3 separate regions of the Homo sapiens genome follow, and regions 1 and 3 are each linked to region 2. The links are chromatin loops, found by intact Hi-C in ENCODE. Cell type or tissue: CD4-positive, alpha-beta T cell. All regions are shown on one strand.

Region 1 (8,000 bases), 1.5 Mb after region 2:
TCCCTTCAATATAAGACAAAAAGCAGCAGTCTGGCATGGCTTCTCTTAAGTCCCAAGTGTTACAGAGGCCTCTTCAATCTCCAACCAACCCCGGTGTCTACAGGGGCATAGTATAAAGGATTGATGGGCCAGTCCCTGATGCTGTCATCAACCTGAGGCCATAACTAATATCCACCATCAATCTTCTTCATCATCTATTTTCAGTTTGCCTTGACCAGTATTTTGGCAGCTCGAGGCTTTTCTGGTTGGATAACCCAGACCTTCATCCTTGAGAAACCTTAGTTTTTATTTGTCTCATCTTGGTTGGGCCAAGGTTGCTCAATTTCTCATTTATAGTTGTCAATGAACATGGAGGCATCCAAAGATAACCCAGTGAATTTCCAAATTCCAGAGCTACTCCTACCAGATACCATGATGCAACATCAGTCCTCATGCAATAATCAGACTCAATTATCCTACCAATATAGAACACCCCCTTTTTGCCTACTGATCCTCTGATTTGGGGATTCAAGAGTGACCAGGGGTAGAGTAGCTTCATTCACTGGAACTCTTACTGTGTCCTCCCATAGGTGTGTTATACCCATGAGAAACCAGACATTTTATTCTGGAAGATCCTAAGGCTGTGAAGATGAATATTCTCCCAAAGTGTATCACTGGAAGTGATAGTGAAAAAGGCCAATCCCACTTCCATCCCTTGGTTCCCAGACCCCAGTTTTCTAGCCATGAGCAAAACAAAAGCAGCATATATTGGCCATTTTTCTCTGAAATCAGAACCTAAGACAAAAGCTCATATTCCATGCCCAAAATGTTTTCATCAACACAAACTGAAACTGTACCCGTTAAACCATAACTCTCATTACCCCTCTCCGAAGCCCTTCGTAGACTATTCTACTTCCTAGCTCTGTGAATTTGACTTCTAGGTGCTTCATAGAAGTATAATCACACATTTTTTTCTGACTTCTATTCAACATAATATTAGAAGTTCTAAAAAAGGAAATAAAATTGGAAATGAAGAATTAAATTTATCTCTGTTCACAGATGATAGGATTATATATTTAGAAAACCCTGAAAAATCCACACAAAAAACTGTTGAGTAGTGATAATTACATAATAATGTGAGTGTACTTAATGCCACTGAATTGTACACTTAAAAATGGTTAGAATAGTAGATTTTACATGATGTCTATTTTACCACTACTTAAAAAGAAAACCAAACTGGTTTTGGTTTTTCTTAAGAATTGAGAAAAATGCCAGCCCAGTAGTCATTAGCCAGCGTCAGAGGTTGTATGTAAAGAGCACACGTGGCCTAGCAGCTCTGTTTGAGGATGTAACACCTGATAAACTAATGGCTACGTGAGTGCAGGCAAGGGACGGAACGTTTTAACTCCAAGAGTCAGGAAATCCATCATGAAGGTATCATATGCTTGAGACCTTGAGGACAGAAGGGATTTCCACAGTGGAAGGAGATTACTCCAGGCTTTCCAACTGCAGATGCAAAGACATTGTCTCTTCCACCTTGAGAATACTGAAATCTTCTTTATTTGATTATCTTTTGGACCTACTCTGAATAGCTGCTAAGGTAATTTTCATTCTTTTTTTTTTTTTTTTTTTTTTTTGAGACAGAGTCTCGCTCTGTCGCCCAGGCTGGAGTGCAGTCACTGCAACATAAGCCTCCCGGATTCACACCATTCTCCTGCCTCAGTCTCCTGAGTAGCTGGGACTACAGGCACCCGCCACCATGCCCGGCTGATTCTTTGTATTTTTTAGTAGAGACGGGGTTTCACCGTGTTAGCCAGGATGGTCTCGATCTTCTGACCTCGTGATCCCCCCGCCTTGGCCTCCCAAAGGGCTGGGATTACAGGCGTGAGCCATCGCGCCCGGCTGGTAATTTTCATTCTTATAATTGCTGACTAGTTGAGAAGAAGAGGTCCCAAACTACAGAGAAGAAAGGAAGAAAGATGTGTCCAGTGAAATCCAGGGTCCCCCCGCTCCCATTCAAGGCCATCTGAAAGTATCTCCCCCTGCTTTTCAAGTTCATCGAATATGTTTAAGAAACCTGGAATTTCCAAGTCCATCAGCCTATTGAAACAAAACAGCTATAACTATAAAATTTAGATCCTTTTAAGATTTTCAATCCTTAGAATTAAAGATATTTATTACAAAATATAGTTGTATTAAATCATATATGTCAAAATATTACAAACGTGTATTTCATATTAGATAACTATCAACAACACAAAATTTCCTATCATTTTTCCTAGTGCTCCATTTTTTCAGACCTTTTCTTAATCTATTTTCTTGTCTGAGACCAAATACAAATGAATCAAAAGCCATTTCAGTGTTACATATTGGGTTTCCACGCATCCCTGTAGCATCTTTATCAGTAGCCTTGCGCAGAGTACACACTTTTGTACCTCCTTCTTATTAGCAACTTCATTTTTTCATAGTACAGAAAAGAATTCATATAACCCCATCAGGTTCCTTACATGGACCCAAGTTAAAACGCATCATCTCAATGTCAGTCTCTTGGCTGTCTGCAGGGTAATATGGTGAATTGCTGCCTGTGCTGTAATTTTGTCAGCTCTTTAGTAAATTACAGTCAAGGATAAAGAGGACAGAGCTGCCTACTGACAAACAACATTCTTTATTCTCCTTTTTCTACAATGTACTGAATAATACCTTAGAGCGTAAGTCATCATATACCCTATATAACAAATGTATAATTACAACACATGAAGCCCAAAAAATGAGCTTCAAAGAATATCACGTTTTTTTTTAAACAGGAAGTGGAAAGATGTTTCAGAAGAGTGAGCACAGGTTTTAGACTCTGAAATCTTTTAGCAGCATGATGCTTTTGAACATCTGATCTAGGTTTTGATTCTGCTAGCTACATGTATATTTTAGCCTTTGGTCTTGCATTAAAACACCAGTTGCAAATAATGTTAGAAAAATGGGGAATAGAGGAAGGAATATTTTTATTTACTTTATTTTTAAAATTCTGCATATATAAAGAACGTTGCTTGTGGCATCCCTGACTCTTTGCAACAACCTTATAAAGTCGTCATTATTAGCCTCATGTTACAGCAGAAGCTGTGAGTTGCTGCCAAAGTTGCTTACTATCAACCTCTGAAGAGATGAAACAGAGAGTCATACAAGATCTGTTTAAATCCAACAGCCTTTGACACTTTAAACTTCAGAACACATTGGATTTACACGTGTAAAATTGCCTTAGAGTTTGTAATTTCATGAAAGCAAAAATTCAACTTTTCCTTAAGAACAAATTTAGCATGTATGCCTTGAAACTGGCTTATTAAATAATATGAAAATGTTCATTGTGGCTATTTGGCCTCCTAATGCTTAGTTTTATTTAGCAAACATCAAAACAAAATATGTATTAATCCAAAGCAAATATATTTTATTTAATTGGATTATTAATAGTTCACTAACATCATACTGTAGGTATTTTTCTTTTCTATAAATGTTTTATATTCCAGTCTATTCAAAACCTTACGAACCAAATCCTTTAAAGGACGTAAGTCACACATATTTTCAAACCAACAAAATAGTAAAATTCAGGGAACATTAGATGGAATAGGGAAGATGAAATAAAGAAGCAACTAAGAGATTTACAAGAATGGAGTTCTTCTGCCACCTTGTGGTTGTTCTGTGTTATAACCTAGAGCTACATTAAAATATTCAGGGAATTCTTCAGCCAGAGTCTCTTTAGCCAGGTGTGGCGCGTGGCTGAGCTCTGGTCAATGGAATGTGGCCTTGGTCTTTATTGACTGTGGTTATCGTGTTTCCATTTTTTTCTTCCTGAATATCATAGCTAATTTTGGTATTGGCGACGACCGCTTTCTTAAACTTTCTCTTCTGCTGGGTTTAGATTTTTCTCTCCTTGTTTTTCTCCTATGAAACAAATAAGCATTACTAGATTTCATCAAAGATCATCACTTCATCACATCAAAGATTTCACTTCACTCTAGCCAAACTGGCCTCCCTGATTCTCCTGCAACACCTCACACATGGTCCCCTTAGGGTCTTCTACAACTTAACATCCCTGGCTGCAACACTTTCCTCTGATACCATATGGGACCTACTCCACCTCTTTCAAGTCTTTGTTCAAATGTTTGTTTTTCAATGACCACCATATTTAGAAATGCAACTTCTGCTAACAAACTCCTTATTATTTTTATCTTACTTTATTTTTTACTGCAGTTATTCTAACATACTACATAATTTTAATACTTATTGTGTTTATTGTCTTTTTTACCATAGAATATAAAATCCATGAGGGCAAGGGAGTTTGTTTACTTCACTGCTGTGTGCTCTGAAACAAACAAACAAAAAAAACTGCCTGGCACATTGTAGGCGCTCAAAAAATATTTGTCCAATTACCGAATGAAAGAATTATAACTCCTTCTGTTGGCTAAAGCAACCTACGGGACAGTGTTTAGCCTCACAAGTATTCAGACACACAAATTAACACAAAGTATCATTTTTTTCTACAATATTAATTAGTCAATTTATGTGACCTTTAAATATAATTTCTAAAGCAAGCGAGAATTCAGTGGATTACATACCCACATGTTTTTGTTAAATTATTTGTAGTTATTTTTAAGTCAGTTTGCATAGTCATTAAAATTTTATAACCTTTGACCCAGTAATCCCAATTTAGGACATGTATTGCAATGAAAAAAATCCAAAACAAAGAAACATGTAGGTTCCATGTGGCCATTTACTGCAGTATTGTTAATAATGATAATAAGCTGAAAGAAACTACATGTTTAATAATAAAAATAATAAATTAAATTAGGTTAACTCTATGCAGTGAACTATTTTGCAACCATTATAATCATAAGGACTGTCCTAGAACCTGAAAAATCATTTATGGAACATGCTATATTACAGTGAAATTTTAAACTATGTAATTACACAGTTTTTACATGTATATAGGAAAAGATTACAAGGAATGTGCAAAACTTAGAATTCTTACACATGGGCAATAAATTAAATCTTACTGTTGCCTTCATTTCCCAAATGTTCCAATTTATCACCAGAGTTTTTGCAACTCTTTAGTATTTGAAAGGAAAAATAATTGTCTTATTCTCAAGTGCTTAACCTTCACCTGAAGTGAATTTGTTCTAAGTTCCAAAAAGCGATTATTACTTGCTTTCATTGTATTCATCAAGAACAATTTACATCTCTGTGGAAATAGCTTTAGTTAGAGTCATTAGTTAGATTTAGTTAAAGTCTTTAGTTAGATTTACTTACATGAAATGAGACATTTATCCAATAAATTCAGGCTGAATTTAACATTAATTCAAGAATTAAAGTGCTCTTCGTTTTTAAATGTGTCTGTTCCACCTAACTACCTGCATGGGTTTAGCTTATAATTGGTTCTATGGATATGACTAGGTCCATCATCCTGTCACATTTGAATAAATAGGACTGTCTATAACCGTCTCTGTTTTACACACATCTGTGCCCATCAGTTCATAGCACATTCCCCAAAAATTAATGGGAAACAGCCAGGAGAACAGGGGGTTAGACAAAGGAACTCAAGGCTTGAAGTGACCTCCTCAAAAACTGGCTTCCCCCGCCCTTGATAGCTGAACTGACCTTCAGCCCTAACCAGATCTTGTTTCCTATCATCTTGCTTCATCTCTCCTTCCCTACCAGCTCTCACTCAGGCCAGCCTTTAGCTTATGTCTGATGTGGCCTGACTTACTGTTGAGACAGGTTTTTTTCCCAGGTGCCTTGCTTAGCAAAGATTTTGGTTGTGTGGATTTTGCTGTGTTTGGATTTTGGCTATGCCCTAGTCCTACTGTTGTAGGATTTTCTCCTTAGTTCACCTAAAAGCCAGGTCCTTGTCACACAGCCATGAAATATTAGGCTCACAGACACTTTAAAGGGTGAGAAAAATGGAATTTATGGGGCAAAAAGGAAAAAATGGGAAACGGACTCAGCAGAGAGAGAGTCCTGCTATACATGCTTCCCTCCTCACAGATTGAATCCCGGTTTCCACCCGGGAAGAGGAGGGGTCAGCCTCCTCCCCACTGCAAACGGTGCAAACTTCTGTGGCTCCACCCCAGTGCTCACTCTTCCCAGTGTGCAGGCTGCCTGAAGCTTCTCTGTGGACCCCTTTCCACTTGGCTGTCTCACTACCCTTACTGATCACTATGAGAGGTAGCGCCCTCCCTTGCATTGTCTCCCGTGTGCGTAACTCTCTGCCACCTGCCACTCCCAAACTGACAGTGTAGGGATTAACTTTTTGGGTCATACTATTAACTCCTCAGTGTGAAATGAAGTCAGACCAACCATTCATTGATTCTCTTCCTTGTAAAGCTAAAGATTCACACGATAAAAACAAACAAAAACAAAAGACAAAGAACCTAAACTCTCTGTATGGGCCCTCTAAAGACCCTCCCTAGTGGGAACATTTCACTCCTCACCCCACTGTCAGGTTTGCCGCATGGCTTACTTTGGATTAAAAAAGGTGAGCAAACTTTATATTCTACATCCAACAGAAGCTTTCGGAGCCATCACATCACCCTTCCATTGCTTTGTATTCCCTCTGCCAAAGACTAACAATATCCTAAATAAGGGCTGCTTCTTCCACTGAAGTCCAGAAATGAATCAGAGCAACTGTCCTGCAATGAAATTTAAAAAGAAAACAAAAAACAAAAAAAAACAGAAAACCAAAACCAAAACCAAACCAAACAAACAAAAAAACTGTGTTATTATAGATTACTAAAATTTTTGGAGTCATATGTTACCACACATAACTCAGCCAACACTGCCTAATAAATCATATTTCTCCCTAACAACACTTAAGGAGACAGCATGTTATAGTGGGCTCACTGGCTACCTGTGTAACCTTGGACAAGTTACCTAATCTCACTGCACCATCTGTAGCATTGAGATAATACCTACTTCGTCAGGCTGTTGTAATACATAAATGAGTATATAATAAATGCTTAATAAATGTTAGCTGCTGCATATTACAGTTATTCTTCAACAGCATTGATTTTATCCTAATCCTGTGTATTCAGTATCCAGCAGAGTGTCCAAATCCTATAGTACTCCATCTAGGTAAATTTTCCAAATGTCTTTAATTGACTATTTCCTTTTGGTTAGTCTCCTCATATGGCCCCTTTCATCGGCTTCCTTTTGCCATCAGTTTTTTCTCTTTTCCCTTTAAACTAGCAAAGACTTTATAACATATATTTAAACAGGATCCAAATACCTTTGATATGGTTTGGCTGTGTCCCCATCCAAATCTTATCTTGAATTGTAACTTCCATAATCCCCACATGCCAAGGGAGGGACCCAGTGGGAGGTAATTTAATCATGGTCGTGGATTTTTCCCGTGCTGTTCTCCTGATAGTGAATACATCTCACGAGATCCGATGGTTTTATAAAAGGCAGTTCCCCTGCACACGCTCTGTTGCCTGCCACCATGTAAGATGTGCCTTTGCTCCTCCTTCGCTTTCCGCCATGATCGTGAGGCATTACAGTTCCACAGCCATGTGGAATTGTGAGTCCATTAAACCTCTTTTTTTAAGAAAATTACCCAGTCTCAGGTATTTCTTCATAGCAGTATGAAAATGGACTAACACAACCTTCAGAATATTCAGCTCATCTTCACTTAATTCTCTGAATTTTGTACTTTCATATATTTCAACCTGTTCTTTGCCTTAAACCAAACTCCAAATAAATAATTTTATGTACCAAAATTTCTGCTCAAAGAACATTCTAGGACATAGTATGCTCAATTTGTAAATACTTAGAAATACCTTAAAAGGTCACAAGTTATGGTGGCAGAGTCTCAAGGAAAACCCTTTTTAGAAACCATTCTTTTCTACTTTCATGTTCTTAAGGGTGGGGAATAATCTTCTTTTCTGTTTTCTCTACATGAGACAATTATACAAAAAGACAACCTTTGTTTCTTAGAAATCCTATAACTTTTGTGTCTTTAGTTTCTTTATAGCCTTCTA
Region 2 (8,000 bases):
TTATTATGTTATTATTGTTGTCATTTTATCATTATTATTAATATATTATCAAAAGTTGTTGAAAATAGTCATAGAATTCTAGATCTTTTGACAAAGTGTAATTATAAAACATTAGTATTGGCCAGGCGCGGTGGCTCATGCCTATAATCCCAGCATCTTGAGAGGTCGAGGTGGGCGAATTGCTTGAGGTCAGGAATTCAAGACCAGCCTGGCCAACATGATGAAACCCCGTCTCTACTGAAAATACCAAAATTAGCTGGGTGGGGTGGTGGGCACTTGTATTCTTAGCTACTTGGGACACTGAGGCAGAAGAGTCACTTGAACCCGGGAGGTGGAGGTTGCAGCGAGCCAAAATCGTTCCACTGCACTCCTGCCTCAGCAAGAGAGTAAGACTCCATCTCAATAAAATAAAATAAAATAAAATAAAACAGTAGTATTATATTAAAGTACATACCAAAAGAGTCTAATTTAATGATAACACAACAGGAACAGAGAAGAGCATATAAATCTCACCTATTATCTATTTAACCAATACTAAAAACAACAGTGAAAATTAAAATATTGGAAGTTCCTAAAATTTTGAAATACTCTGAACAACTTAGAGGAAATTTTAGTTTTCATAAAATAATTAAGAAGTAATACTTATATTAATTTTAATATTTATATTCTTCACCTAATTAAAGCTGAATTATGAAATACAACTGTCACTCAAACATTTTAGGTTTATATTTACTGTATTCATATACGTTTTTGTTTCAGAAATGTTTATTGGAAGTAGTATAAATTTCTATGAGGAAAGACTTGAAAAGTTTTATCTGTGACCCCAAGAAGATCACAGTCAATGTGAAGTAGGCTAAAAATGGTCCAAGAGCCCATTTTAGAAAAATAACAGTCTTTGTTCAAAAAATACCTTGAAATCATTAGATATATTACAAGAAGCCTTAAGTATAGAGTCTGGAAAAGACATTGAAACAAAGACACAGCTAGACTCTTCTGCACAAGTCTTCTGCGTATCAGTCAAATATAAAATGAAGAAAAATAAAGATTGAAAAGCTAAAAAAAAATTGTATGCAATTATATTCCAGATATATTAGGTCTTAATTAATGTATTGATGATTTCAATAATAAAATGCCCATTGTTGTCTAAGCAAAAAACAAAACAAAAAAAACAGCTGTGAAAGAGGCAACAGGAAATTTGTAAAAAGAGTAGATCCCAGGGAATGGAGCAGGAAACTGAAGCTTTTAAATAAGGGAGCCAGTAAGATATTTCTGATAATTGGTTAGGCAAAGTGCTTTTAAGAACTGTGTTAACTAACATTCAACTTGAAGTTTTTTATGATGACATGATGTAAACCTTATTCATTATCCTATTCCATCAATGGACTTAACACATAATTTTGGAGGAATGTGAAAGAATTTTCATAGTGTCTAGAATGTAGTGATTAGCAAACAGTGTATATGGAACATTGTGATAACCCACACACTTAAAACAGTTCTTTGAAAATAGTCTTAGCTGAGATAACTGGGAGAAGCATAATATCTCATTTTTTTCCAAGAATTATTTGCAATAATGAAACAGATACTGGGTCCCTTAGAATACAACATTTGGCATTTTGGTCAATTGCATTTGAAATACACTGTGAAAATTGTTCGGTATTACATGGTAATTCCTGCTACATTGGAATCAGGACCAAGATTATTGGACCATGATAAATGACCTTATGTCTGCTTGGAGAAGTCAAGTTTTTATAGGTAATGCTTCAGCTGAAATTGAAAAGTATGTATGACTCTGTCAGGTAGACAAGGAAAAGGCAAAACGTTTCAGAAAGATAAAATGACCTGACAAAGTGTAGAGGCATGAAAGGAATAGGTATATGGAAGCAGGTAGTTTTTGGCATGGCTTGAGTATAAGAGACAGATGGAGAAGAATGAGAAGTTGGAGCTTGGGATGATAGGAACTCTCAATGTCAAGTTAAGCATGATACAAATAAAACTTTATTTTATAGGCAATAGAGAACTGGAGATCCTTAAACACTTTTAAAGAAAGAAGGCATGTGCCCTATCTTAACTGTTGGAAAAGTAAGTCATGCATGTATATAGTATAGTTGGGAGGAAGGTAATGCCAGCAAAAAATAAGAGTAGACTATGAGAGAATTCCATTTAATTGATGATAGGTGTCTAAAGTAGAACAGAATAGAGCCACAGAAGTAGAAGGAATTGGTGGATGTTGAAACATTGCTAATGAGACTAGAAAAAGACTGTCCACAGAGATCTGAGACAATCTGGAAGATGTTGATGGCTTTCACCAATTTCCAAAATAAATACGTAAGACAGTATAAGCTTTGATGAGGTAGGATGAAAAGACTGAATTCAGCTTGAGGACTCTGTGGAATATGTACATTGTCAGTAATCAGGTGATCCAGAACTGTCTAGGAAGGCTGATGTTTTCTATCCAGGAAAAAAGATAAGTGACTAGTTGTCAGCAGGTAGTTGAAGGTTACAGTCTAAATGAGATGACTCAAGTAGATTTGTAAAGTGAAAAGAAAACTGGGAAGAAGATCAAGCTCTGCTGCACACCAAATGCACCAAAATAAGTATTCTTTCCTGGGCTGGAGATTTGGGAAGGTCTAAAACATAAGGGAAGAAGCAGGAGTAGAGAAAAAACAAAAAAAGCGTGTCAATAATCAAAAACTTGATCAATATATCAGAAGTTGCAGAGAAGTCAGGTAAGATAAGGCCTGAAGTGCACCCTTTGGATTAGTGCATGTAAAGACACTGGTGACTTTATAAAAAAATAATTTCAGCGAAATAGTAAGAGCTGGTTCTGGGATGAAGTATGTTGAGCCATCAAGGTACAGGGAGAAGGTAATGGCAGTGGCTGGTTAATTTCCTAAAGAGCATGTCTATGAGTAGAAAAGATAATTTCACTTCAAATAATATCATAAATGAAGAAATTTTTTTTCTGATATTGCTATCTGAGAGCAATTTGAAGTCAGCAGGCAGAGAGAGAGAAAATGAGAGAGGGAGAGAGAGAGAGAGAGAGGAGAGAAGAGAAGCTGAAGGTATCGGAAAGAAAGGAGATACTTAATGCAGTGTGGTGTGGAGAAGATAACAGTAGATGAGGCCATCCTGAAGGTGGCAGTAAAGATCACAAAGTACCCACATTAAGTTTTAAGACAAACTTGTAAAACCAGAAGGAAGAAAGTCAGAACATTTAGATGTATGTATAATTTGATGTTTAAGAGTTTAGGGTCTTTCCACATTCAAGTCTTGATTTTTACTGTGAAATAGAATAAAAGCAATCTCTTGAAGATGAGGAGGCCAAAAATTATCTACTTGAGAAGAGTGATAAAATTTTGAAATAGCCAGGCAGATGGGAAATACATCTGACAAGGGTGGTATTATAGGATTTGTAGAACAAAACTAAAATTAAATATCATAAAATTGAAGTGGCAGAAACCCACAAAATTATACATTTTTTTCCAACAGCTTTCAGAAGATGGGCATAGGACTGATAAATGCAGCTGGCAAAAGTCTACCACATTTGGGCTTTGTATAGCAAGGACATCAGAAGAACAGCATCGTCAGAAGGGAGGGTACAGTGATTATGGTGGAACTGCATTATAAACTCCAGGCTTTTTGGAAAAACCAAGTTCTTAGACAAAAGAAAAGCTAATAGACATTAAAAGAGATAGAAGTCAAGAGAGTATTGATTAGAGTAAGGGCTGACGTGTAAGCATGGTTGGCAGACCCACCCCTAATATTTAAGGTGCCCGGGGCCAGAATGTTATTAGAGCTCCTTCTATTACTTACCTAAATATTTGAAAGTAGTAAATCAAGACAAATTATTAATGCAATGTGATTGATGCTACTTTGACAATTTATCCTTATAAAAGCATGAAAGAGGGAAGTTCCACTTCAATATGTGGTGGTTCAGGAAGAGCCATTCCTTAGACCCTGATGTCCATTCCTCTCATCCCAGCCTCAGCTCCATCCCATGCTGAGGGAGATCTGACCACACGTGTGTCACGCAGGTTCTTGTGCCCAACATCCTTTACAACCTTCTCAAATGGCTTGTGTCTAAGGACGTGGATACCACAAATGGGTCCTCTGAGGAGAAAAGAGCTTCATAAAAAATCTGTGCAGGCTACAGAGGCAGGAACAAGGCCAGTTAAGCCAGGAATTCCAGCATCCTGTTATTCAGCGTATAATCTGAGAAGGAGGTGCAAGGTCTCCAAGTGAGCACTTATACTTGGCCCCACAAACTCTTCACCCCTCAGAAGGGGTGTAGTATAAAAAGGGAAGACTAAGGCCTTGCAAAGAAGACCCTCTTTTGGGGTCCAAGGGGTAACATTGGTAGGATAAGGATTAAGATTATTAATGATTCCAATGTGGAATACCAGGGTTGAACATTCAATAGGTAGGACATTCATGATAACAGAAAGAGATGTAAGACATGTGTGCTTAAGAGATTGAATCATTAAACTCTATATATTTTATTGAATCATTGAAATATACATATATTTGAATCATTGGAAAAAGGTATATATATATGTATATATATGTATATTTATATCAGGTTACGGCACTAAAGAACCTTCATGAAGCTAGGTCTCCAGATTAATCTACTGTCAGATACTCGAGTCTTCAAGGTGAGAACAAGAGTTTGAGTGGAGAGGACCTGGTGAAATGGGAGCAAAAGACTTTGACAGGTGAGGAGAAATGTCGAGGTTCAGTAAAGGGTGATAATGGGCAGGAAGGGATGACACAACCAAAGTACAGAAGAAGTTTGGGTTAAAGCTGACATAGAATCTTTGCAAGAGACTAGGAAAAGGAAGCTGTCACTGCTTTAGAGTCCTGTCATCATCAGGGCATGGGCAAATAAGCATTCATTATTCTAGGGAGAAGAGATGGGTTTCAGTGAGGGAAAAAACCCAGAAGCAAAGAGGATGAGCTCGAGGAGCAGAGAATTGCTAACACACTTTGGTAGAAGCCATGACTACTTCCACATGTATACATATGTAACTAACCTGCACATTGTGCACATATACCCTAAAACTTAAAGTATAATAATAATAAAATAAAAAAAAGACTTGGAAATGAAAAGAATAAGATAAAAAAAAGGAAGCCATGACTACTCTGTCACTTTCATTACCAGTCCCTGCACAGCACTGGAGCAATATGTATACATAACAAACATTGGTTAAGTTTATGAATTATTTGATATTATTTCTATCAGCCAGATCTTCTCAAGGTTGAACAAAATAGCCTTAAAAAATCATAGTTTTTCCAGTCATAGCCGGCTCTAGAAAATTAGTTCATAGGAAGATTGCAGAGCTCTGGAAAAGAGAAGGTGAGTAGTAGAGGTCTTTTTAGTTCTCTTTCAGAATTTTATGTCTATCATAATAATTTGGGTAATGTAAATTTCAATCACCCAGTATTTAAGAAAACGGAAGAAGATAAAATGTGCTATATCCTTTATATATTTTGCAAATAATTATTGTGGAGCTGGTTTTAACTATTGATTTTGTGATTAATAATAATAATAACTGCATTTAGGTTATGAAATAACACAGAGCCCTACTAGGATTTTCATAGTTGAATTTTTTTAATCCAGAAGAATATGACAACAAAATAATTACTGAAGTAACTAAAAAAAATTATTATTGACTTATATTCTCCCTAGCCAAATATCTATAACAATGTTTTTCTAAATGTAAATACTAATATAATAATGAAGTCATAAAATAAATCTTGTGGGTCATAAGCTGATTTTTAAACTTATAACAATGTATCACAGACTTTAAAATGATGTTTAAAGAGAAATTCTAGCATTCATCTACTTATTTATCCACCTGCATGTATTGAGTGCCTGCTCTAAATGCCAAGTGCTCTGCTGTAATTGGAAGTAGAATGCTGAACCTGGTAAGTAAGGATACTCCTTTTACAGAGCTGAAACCTGCAGCATGCAATACTGAGAGGTGAAGGCAGCTGGACTTCCTGGGTGAGTGGGGACTTGGAGAACTTTTCTGTCTAGCTAAAGGTTTGTAAACGCACCAATCAGCAATCTGTAAAAATGCATCCATCTGCGCTCTGTGTCTAGCTAAAGGTTTGTAAACGCTCCAATCAGCACTCTGTAAAAACTGACCAATCAGCGATCTGTAAAACGGACCAGTCAGTGCTCTGTAAAATGGACCAATCAGCAGGACGTGGGCAGGGCCAAATAAGGGAATAAACGCTGGCCACCCGAGCCCACGGAGGCAACCCACTTGGGTGCTACTCCACGCTGTGGAAGTTTTGTTCTTTCCCTCTTCGCAATAAGTCTTGCTGCTGCTCAGTATTTGGGTCTGCGCTACCTTTATGAGCTGTAGCACTCCCCACGAAGGTCTGCAGCTTCACTCCTGAAGCCAGCAACACCACGAACCTACCGGGAGGAACAAACAACTCCAGAGGCACCACCATTAAGAGCTGTTAACACTCACTGCGAAGGTCTCCGGCTTCACTCCTGAAGTCAGTGAGACCTCGAACCCACCCGAAGGAAGAAACTCCAGACAGATCTGAACATCTGAAGGAATAAACTCCGGACACACCATCTTTAAGAACTGTAACACTCACCGCGAGGGGCCGCAGCTGCGTTCTTGAAGTCAGCGAGACCAAGAGCCCACTGGAAGGAACCAATTCCGGACACAGTATGATAACCCCTAGCCACGTGTGGCTACTGAGCTCTTGAAATATGGCTACTCCAAATTGAGACTTGCTGAAAGCATAAGATAGTCAATTTTTCAATGATAGTATGAAAAAAGACAAAGTATTGAATTGATAATTTTATATTGATTACATGTTGGAATAATTATATTTTGGATATATTGGGCTAAATGACACATTAACTCATTTCATCTGTTTCAATTTAAAAAATACTGCTGCTAGAAAATTTTTAAGGAAATGTGTGGCTTCATTTGTGGCTTGCATTATGTTTCTATTGAACGGATAGCACAGGCTTTGGGTCTAAGGGTAAAACAGATAGTTAAGCAAACAATTGCGATATGGTGTACTAAGTACTATGGAAGGGAAATATAAGCTGTCAATGGGAGAAAAACATTACCTAATTTAAAATAGTAAAGAAAAGCTTTTCAAGAGGTGGAATGTTTAAATATATACTTAAATAATGGGTAAGAATGGGCCAGAAAAAAAAGCTAGGGTAGTATATACTCAAAAGTAGAAAAACAAGAATCAAGAAGCAAAACATCTGCATTTGATAAACTAAAAGAAATATAATGGCTCACACCTGTAATCTCAACATTTTGGGAGGCCAGGGCGGGTGGATCACGAGGTCAGGAATTCGAGGCCAGCCTGGCCAACATGGTGAATCCCCGTCTCTACTAAAAAAAATACAAAAACTAGCCAGGCATGGTGGCGGGCACCTGCAATCCCAGCTACTTGGGAGGCTGAGGCAGGAGAATCGCTTGAAACAGAAAGGCAGAGGTTGCAGTGAGTCAAGATCACGCCACTGCACTGCAGCCTGGGCAACAAGAGCGAAACTCCATCTCAGAAAAGAAAAAAAAAAAAATTATACACACACACACACACACACACACACACACATATATATATATATATATATATATATATATATATATATATATATATATAATGTAGAGAATAATGAATGAGAGTGGTAGGGACCAGTGAGGCAAGAAAGGGTTGGAGCATCAACGATTTTTAGAAGCACTGTAAGAAGACTGGTTTTTATAGTAAGATCAATGAAAAGTCACTGAAGGATTCTAATCAGGTTAAGATATTACCAGATTTCCTTCTTTGAAAGATCATTCTGGCAGTAAAACAGAAAATGGATTAGAGGAAAACAACACTGATCTTTTCGAAGGTACTGAGCATGAGGATGAAAAACATGCCTTTTGTCTTTGTTATTGGTTGAAGGTGGAGGGCAAGGGAGGCAGAGGGAGCAGGAGCAAACCTTTAGAGAAAGCGTTTTTTGTGGTTTC
Region 3 (8,000 bases), 660 kb after region 2:
GGCTACAGGTGACATTTATTTCTTCGTGGTGACTGTACCACCAAGTCCTAATTGAAATGTGGCCATCAGACTGCCCTGCCAAGGAGAACCTGGTAAATCATTATCAGAAAATTATTTCTTTTACTTATGAATGTCTTTAGGCACAGTTGTCTTGGGAGAAAATTAACCTACTGTAAATGGTTTTCTAGAAAACCTTAGAATGTTTCTCATTTAATAAAAAACTGAAATTCAAACATGTGTCTTTGTTACATGCATCAACTACGTGCTATGTTTCTAGAAGAAGCAGTATGGTGACACCTCCTGCACTATTATTCTCTACAGTTTAGCATTTGAGCTAATATTGGACAGTTGAACCTACAGGTTAATCATTCATAAATTTAACAGATCCTTTGTAATTTAAAGTGAAAACTTTGAGTATCTCATAAAGCATACATTACTAACATAATAATTAAACACTATTTACCTCTCTTTTAAATATATAACAATAGCTATTAAATTGCCATATGCATCATAGTCACCTGGGAGAAGTATTAAAATATGGATTGCTGAGCTCCATTGCCAATGCTTCTGATTAATTCAGTAAAAGGGGGTCCCGATAATGTTTTATTTTTAGAAACTCCCAGGTTATGCTGGTGCTACTGGTTGGGGCACAACAAACACTTTGAGAAGGAACCGCTGCTTCATGGCAAACGATTGTATTGGGAGACATTAGAAATTCTGGTTTCTAGAGACATGTTGTTATAAAAATAATGGAGAATACATTGCATTGTATATAAGAAGTGTATTTTATTATCCAAAGCTCTTTAAAATGTCACTGTTGTCAGGATGTAATAACAACATTGAGCTAATGGCTCATAAATAATTACAAACAACAACTGACAAATTCATTAGCGAAGATCCTGAAATGAAATGGTGTCATCTGAAGAGCATTTATTTTGTAAAAATATTGTTTAGAAATGGATACCTGTTAACTATATGAGATTTGAATAAGACATAGGTGCTTGAGCTATGCAAAGTGTATTTTTATTTAAACAGAAACTCCTGTCTCAAAAATAAAAATTCAATATAATTTGAACCAGAATTTGGTTCAAAATGTGGCAACTATATCATTTAGTCATATTCTAAGTGAATAGACAGTAATTCAATCAAGTATAATTGCTTAGTTGAAATATAAGGATAACAAATGAGTTACAGCTTTTGCTATTTGATATTTTCTATTCACTCAGAGCCTGTGCTCCCTAGAGTAATTTGTCAACTAAAATGTGATTTAAAGAGGTTACAAAATTTTATGAAAAAAATCATCCTATGCCTTTAAAATAGGCAACAACATTTTAATTACTTTAATAAAACAGAAATGGATAATGTGTAGATTATGAGATAATGTAAAGTCTTTAATATCATGACTGACTTCTAAATGTTCAAATTGTGTGTCATAAAAGTGGATGCTTATGGGCTGGGCGCAGTGGCTCATGCCTGCAATCCCAGCACTTTGGGAGGCCAAGACGGGCAGGTCATGGGGTCAGGAGATTGAGACCATCCTGGCCAACATGGTGAAACACTGTCTCTACTAAAAATACAAAAATTAGCCGGGCGTGGTGGTGCACGCCTGTAGTCCCAGCTACTTGGGAGGCTGAGGCAAGAGAATCGCTGGAACCCAGGAGGCAAAGATTGCAGTGAGCCAAGATTGAGCCACTGCACTCCAGCCTGGCGACAGAGTGAGATTATGTCTAAAAAAAAAAAAAAAAAAAAAAAGTGGTTGCTATGAGGATTAAAATGGTACCAAATTAAAAAAACAGAAATTTGAAAACTGAAACTAAAACTGTTGTTGTGAAATGAAGTAGAAATCACCTAACCAATTTACGAAAAGAACATGAATATAAAAAGGGTGGTATGAGATATTCTGTTTTTCAAGTGAGCACTCATAAGTGTAGATTAAATAAGTTATCAAAAAATAATTAACAACGAAAAAAACATGAAACTGGCCTTATACTCAAGAGTTTTCTTTGGTAAACATTAGTTTGTGTACACACTTCATATGTAATTAGAAATAAGAATTGATAAGAAGAGACAACATGCTTGTGGAAGTTGCAAGAATAATTATTTTCCTTTAGCCTTGACATTTCATTTCCTTCCTACTCTGAAAATTGTCAAATGAAGTTCGGCACCTGCTTGCAGCCCCTTCCGTGTCTACTAGGGATGCTGAAGTAAACTTTATTATTTGAGATTCTTGTACTGCAAAATGCATAATAGATTTTCATCATGTCTAGTGTTCTCTACCTAAGAGGAGCTTAGGAAGAGTTTGCTAGTCATAGTACCAAAAGAAAGACAAATGGACTTATATGCATCTGAAAATCGACTTTTAGATTGAGATTCCCTAATTTATTCTATATCGGATTTGCACTTTGCCGTTACTATGTTAACTATCCACTCTAAGTTTTTAATCATTTATTCTATGGATGATATGATATTATATCATATCTCATATGAGATATGATATAATATGATATGAGATATGATATATGATATAATATGATATGATATATGATATGATATATGATATAATATGATATGAGATATAATATGAGATATGATATAATATGAGATATGATATGAGATATGATAGAATATGATATGAGATATGATATAATATGGATGATATGATATAATATGTGCTTTCTCATTCCACGTCCAAACTATATCATTGATTAGAGTATCCTGAAAATCTAATTGATGTTGATTTTCTAAAAATAAATTTCTGAAATACCTGTATTTAGTTAAGTATTTTATTATTGTAGCTAATCTGAAGGCCAATGTTGTTTTCCAGATATGCCAACCCAAAAAAATATTTGGAGGCATGATGTTATACATATGGGTTTAGATACACACATAGGTATAAACACATCAGTATATTTTACAAAAGTCATTTTCTTAATGTTTTAAAAAATTTAGTTTGATTTTTAACCATAAATTTTTCATGTTGATAAATATTCTTATCTAATAGTATTTTCATATTTATTTCCCATTGTATGACGTATCATGAAAAATTGACAAGTTCTTATTACTGAATATTGAGATTGTATCAAATGTTTTACTGTTGTAAATAATACTATACTAGACATCTTTACGGCCGATTTGTTCACTCTTTCTGAATATTTCTTTGGAAATATATATTCAGTACTCATTTATCTTTTCAAAATACAAACATATTGCCTAATTGTTCTCCAGTTTGTTTATCCTGGTTTACATATATATCATTTGTATTTGAGAAGCATAACTTTCTAAAAATTTACCAATATTTCATATTAAGAATGTTTAATTTTTCATAATAAGTAAATCTGTAGAAATAGATCACATTTCCAAAAACATTGCATAAAATGTATGGTGGTAACTATTGAAAATAACAATGTCATAGGTATTCTCAGGACTTCTTTAGAACCAATATAAACACCGATTAAAAGAAAAGAGCAGGGAAGAGAAATAGCTCACTAATATCCCCGTAAAATCTTTTGTTATACTTAACTAAAAAAATAAATTATATTACATTGTGTTTTCTGCTGTTTTGAAAATACTGAAATGTTGATCCTTCTCACCAAGTAGAACATTTATAGAAGAGCAATTATTTTTGTAGGGGTGGTGAGATAGAAAGTCTGTAAATTATAACCTAAGTATCAAAATAATCCAGCTGTACAGAGTGATGTTATTTCAATCTGGGGCAATACATATTGTCTAGACCACTCTCAAGATATTAAGAAACTCAATGACATTCCTATTCTTTTAATAATAACAAACATCAACAATAACCATTGTAAATACATTTAACTCGTACATCTTTACCAGACTCCTGGAAACATGAAATAAAGCCGAAGTCTTACAGAATATCGAGGGTTAAGAAGCAAAATTTCACTGCAAATAATGCGTTTTCTTTGATTCATCACTATTTAAATCTATAAACAGAAATTGTGATCTTCAGATGCTGAATGCCATTTCAATGAAGAATAAAGGAGATACTACCACCTAGTGGTAAAATATGCTGCTGAAAACAAAGTATTTTCATATTCAAATATTTTTAGAAAAGACCAGGCTGATGTGTGATTGTGTTATGGTTAAATGAAGTGTGCAATAATTATCAAAATTATGCATCTGTTAGGTTCTTAACTGCTGTGCACTTTATTCTGTTTACTTTTACAGTTTAAGCACTTTCACACGGAAATAGACATTATTGTGATGTGACTAGGGAAAAATTAATAAACTAGTGTCTTTACAGAATGATTGAATCTAATTTTCCTGGCTAAAGTAGTCGTTAATATTCTCCATTGCTTAAGACAGTTTAAAAGAGAACATTTTACTTAAAACATGCATTTATCTTACATTTATTTTAATAAATGTATATTTAGGTTTGCTCACATAATACTAAATATGGTGAAGTTCTGTAGATTTGGAAAACCGTTAGCTTAAATTAGCAACCATAGATTAGAGACATTAAATACCTTAAAGAAACTTATCTCTTGAAAATAAAATGTCCATAGATAATTAAAATGTAGAATTTTTAAATAAGAATCAATAAGAAAATATTCTTATTTGTAAAATACTATATATTCCTTGAATAGTATATTTTCAAAGAAGTAGCATGAATTCTTGTGATTCTGCACAGGTGTATTGTACAAGAAATAGCATTTTTTTTTGCTAGACATATCCATAATGTGATCCCCATAACAGGCAAGTACAAGTGAAACATTACATAAAAGTAAAATTAAATTTTAAAATACACCTGAATGCTTTTGTTGCTTGCTTGAAGTTTGGATAGATGTTCTATAGGCAGTGTTCACTCTTCTCATGTAGCATATACTTAAGACCAGCCTTCATTTTGCTCTGCGTGTTCTCTACAATTGCATAATACATTGTGCTAGGAAAAATTTAACAAAATGATGTTTCATTATGTCAAAAACTATGGAGAGTATTTTTTTTAATCACAAAATATTTTGCCACAACACCACACCTGGGAACACAGAATGCTTTCTATCTAATGCCTCATGCTATTTAATCAGAAAAAAAGGATGCTCTTATAAGAATATATTCAATGAAATATTAATTAATTTATTCACCGACTACTTATTGAGTTCCTCCCGTGGGCCATACATTATTCCAAAAGTGTCTGCAAGTAACTCCCTGAGACAGACAGGATCTTGTTTGCATTGAAGCTCCTTCTCTTTTTCCTTCTTCCTCTTCTCCTCTTTCATATCCTAAGTGGTAGATAAGCAGATAAATTTGATTGTTTGATTTCCTTGGTTTTCTCTTCTATTTTTTCCTTGTTTTGATTTTATTAAACTGCTGTTTTTATTATTCTATCTACTCAATCTACTTTGAGATTCATTTGATTTTATTTTTCTAGATTCTTAATTTGTAAACTGAGCTCAACAATGTAAGAACTTTCTTCTTTTTCTCCCAAGTGCTTAGTGCTACAATATTTCCTGAGTGCTGTGTCCTCTACTTCCCGCAAATTTTGATATGTTGAATTTTAATTTTCTTTCAATTCAAAATACATTTTAATTTCCCATTTGATTTTTTACTTGAACTCTTGAATTGTTCAGAAGCATTATTTACTATCTAAATATTTGATGATTTTCCAGATATTGTTCTGTTATTGATTTAAATGGAATTTCTTTGTAGTTGGAGAACATACTGTGTATGACTTGAATACTTTTAAATTTACTGAGATTTGTTTTAGGTAATAAAATCTGGTCTACATTTTAAACAGTGCTTTTCTACTGTACCTAAGTGAAGTGTTTCATAAATATCAATTAGGTCAAATTGATAGTATTGTTTAAATTTTCTACATATTTAGTAACCTTTTTCATAATTTTTCTATTGAGAAAGGATGTTTAAAATCTGATTATAATTTTAGATTTTGTATTTCTCTTTACATTTTTATCATTTTCCTTGATTAATTTTAAAACTCTGTTTTAGATTGATAAGTATTAATAAATGTTATGTCATTTTTAATTGACCCTGTTATTTTCAAATGACTCTCTTTTGTCTGGCAATCTTCCTTGTTCTAAAAATGGTTTTCTCTTATATCGATAGTTATCCCAGCTTGCTTTTCCTTAGTGTTATCAGGTGATATATTTTTTATTGTTTTGTTTTAACCAATTTGTTTCATACATTAAAGTGGGAGCAAGCATATGCTAAGTCTTGCTTTTTCATCCAATCTGAAAAGTTATGCCCTTTAATTGAGATGTTCAGACCATTTGCATTATTGTGATTATTGACATGGGTATTAATTTTCTATTACTATTATAACAAATCACCACAAATTTGGCGCCTTAAAGCAACCCAAATTTATTATCTTATATTCAGAAAGTCAGAAGTCATGGGAACAACATGCTGACAGGGCTGCATTCCTTCTGGATGTTCTAGGAAAATGTTTCTTTGGCTTTTCCAACTTCTAGGGACTGCATGTACTTCTTATCTCACGACTCTGTCTTCCATTTTCAAATCCATCACTTAAATATCTTAAGAAAAGCTGGTACCATTTCTACTGAAACTATTTCAAAAAATTGCAAAGGAGGAACTCCTTCCTAACTCATTTTATGAGGCCAGTATCATCATGATACCAAAACCTGGCAGAGATACAACATAAAAAGGAAACTTCAGGATAATATCCCTGATGAACATTGATGCAAAAATCTTCAATAAAATACTAAGAAACAGAATACAGTGGCTCATCAAAAAGCTTATCCACCATGATCAAGTTGGCTTCATCCCAGGGATGCAAGATTGGGTCAACACGCACAAATCAATAAATGTGATTCATCACATAAATGGAACTAAAGATAAAAACCATATAATTATCTCAATAGATGCAGAAAACGACTTCAATAAAATTCAACATCCATTCATGTTAAAGTCTCTCAATAAACTAGGTATTGAAGGAACATAGCTAAAAATAGTAAGAGCCATACATGACAAACCTGTAGCCAATAACATACTGAATGGGCAAAAGCCAGAAGCATTCCCCTTGAACACTGGCATAAGAAAAGAATGCCCTCTCTCACCACTCCTATTCAAGATAGTATTGGAAGTTCTGGCCATGGCAATCAGGCAAAAGAAAAAAATAAAGGAAAAAAGTAGGAAAAGAGGAAGTAAAGTTATCTTTGTTTGCAGATGACATATATAGAAACCCGCATCGCCTCAGCACAAAAGCTTCTTAAGCTAATAAGCAACTTCAGCAAAGTCTCAGGATATAAAATGAATGTGCAAAAATCACTAGCATTCCTATACACCAACAACAGGCAAGCAGAAAACCAAATCATGAATGAACTCCCATTCACAATTGCTAGTAAAAGAATAAGACACCTGGAAATACAGCTAGCAAGGGAAATGAAGGACCTCTTCAAGAATTATAAACCACTTCTCAAAGAAATCAGAGAGGACACAAACAAATAGAAAAATATTCCATGCTCATGGATGAAAAGAATCAGTATTGTTAAAATGGCCCTACTGCCCTAAGCAATTTATAGATTCCATGCAATTCCCATTAAACTAACATTGACATTCGTCACAGAATTAGAAAAAAATATTTTAAAATTCATATAGAACCAAAAAAGAGTCTGAATAGCCAAGACAATCCTAGGCAAAAAGAACAAAGCTGGAGGTTATCACGCTACCCAACCTCAAACTATACTTACTACAAGGCTACAGTAATTAAAAGAGCATGGTACTGGTACAAAAACAGACACATAGACCAAAGCAACAGAATAGAAAACTCAGATATAAGACCACATACCTTCAAACATCTGATTTTTGACAAACCTGACAAAAACAAGCAATGGGGAAAGGATTCCCTATTCAATAAATGGTGTTGGGAGAACTGGCTAGCCACACGCAAAAAAAAAAAAAAAAAAAAAAAAAAATGAAACTAGACTTCTTCCTTACACCTTATACTAAAATTAACTCGAGACTGATTAAATACTTAAATGCAAAACTCCAAACTATAAAAACCC

The links. Hi-C counts contacts between places; a loop is a spot of excess contacts. Peaks named below come from ENCODE experiments on the same cell type or tissue, not always from the same donor. Only the 100,000 strongest peaks of a DNase experiment are listed, where the experiment ranks them.
Region 1: a loop joins it to region 2, with 26 times the contacts of the local background. A loop is called at or near these places in 17 of 110 quality-filtered maps.
Region 3: it touches region 2 in a loop (12-fold over the local background); 33 of 110 quality-filtered maps call a loop at or near these places.

The regions. Positions count from the first base shown.
Region 1 is chr21:25,382,430-25,390,429 of GRCh38, forward strand. It overlaps LINC00158 (long intergenic non-protein coding RNA 158), which reads right to left. Exons shown (of 5, transcript NR_024027.2): 5 at 3,391-3,909. Among named protein-coding and RNA genes, the nearest start is that of LINC00158, 45 kb to the right of the region's middle. In CD4-positive, alpha-beta T cell, a CTCF peak has its summit at 3,645 (motif pointing left); a DNase peak (open chromatin) is centred at 3,642.
Region 2 is chr21:23,850,856-23,858,855 of GRCh38, forward strand. LOC105372750 (a long non-coding RNA gene) reads left to right here. Exons shown (of 4, transcript XR_937613.2): 2 at 4,580-4,712. Among named protein-coding and RNA genes, the nearest start is that of LINC01689, 470 kb to the right of the region's middle. In CD4-positive, alpha-beta T cell, no CTCF peak of the experiment used is centred here; a DNase peak (open chromatin) is centred at 3,136.
Region 3 is chr21:24,510,297-24,518,296 of GRCh38, forward strand. The region is part of intron 1 of LINC01684 (long intergenic non-protein coding RNA 1684); the gene reads left to right. Among named protein-coding and RNA genes, the nearest start is that of LINC01684, 86 kb to the left of the region's middle. In CD4-positive, alpha-beta T cell, CTCF peaks have their summits at 3,999 (motif pointing left) and 4,205; no DNase peak of the experiment used is centred here.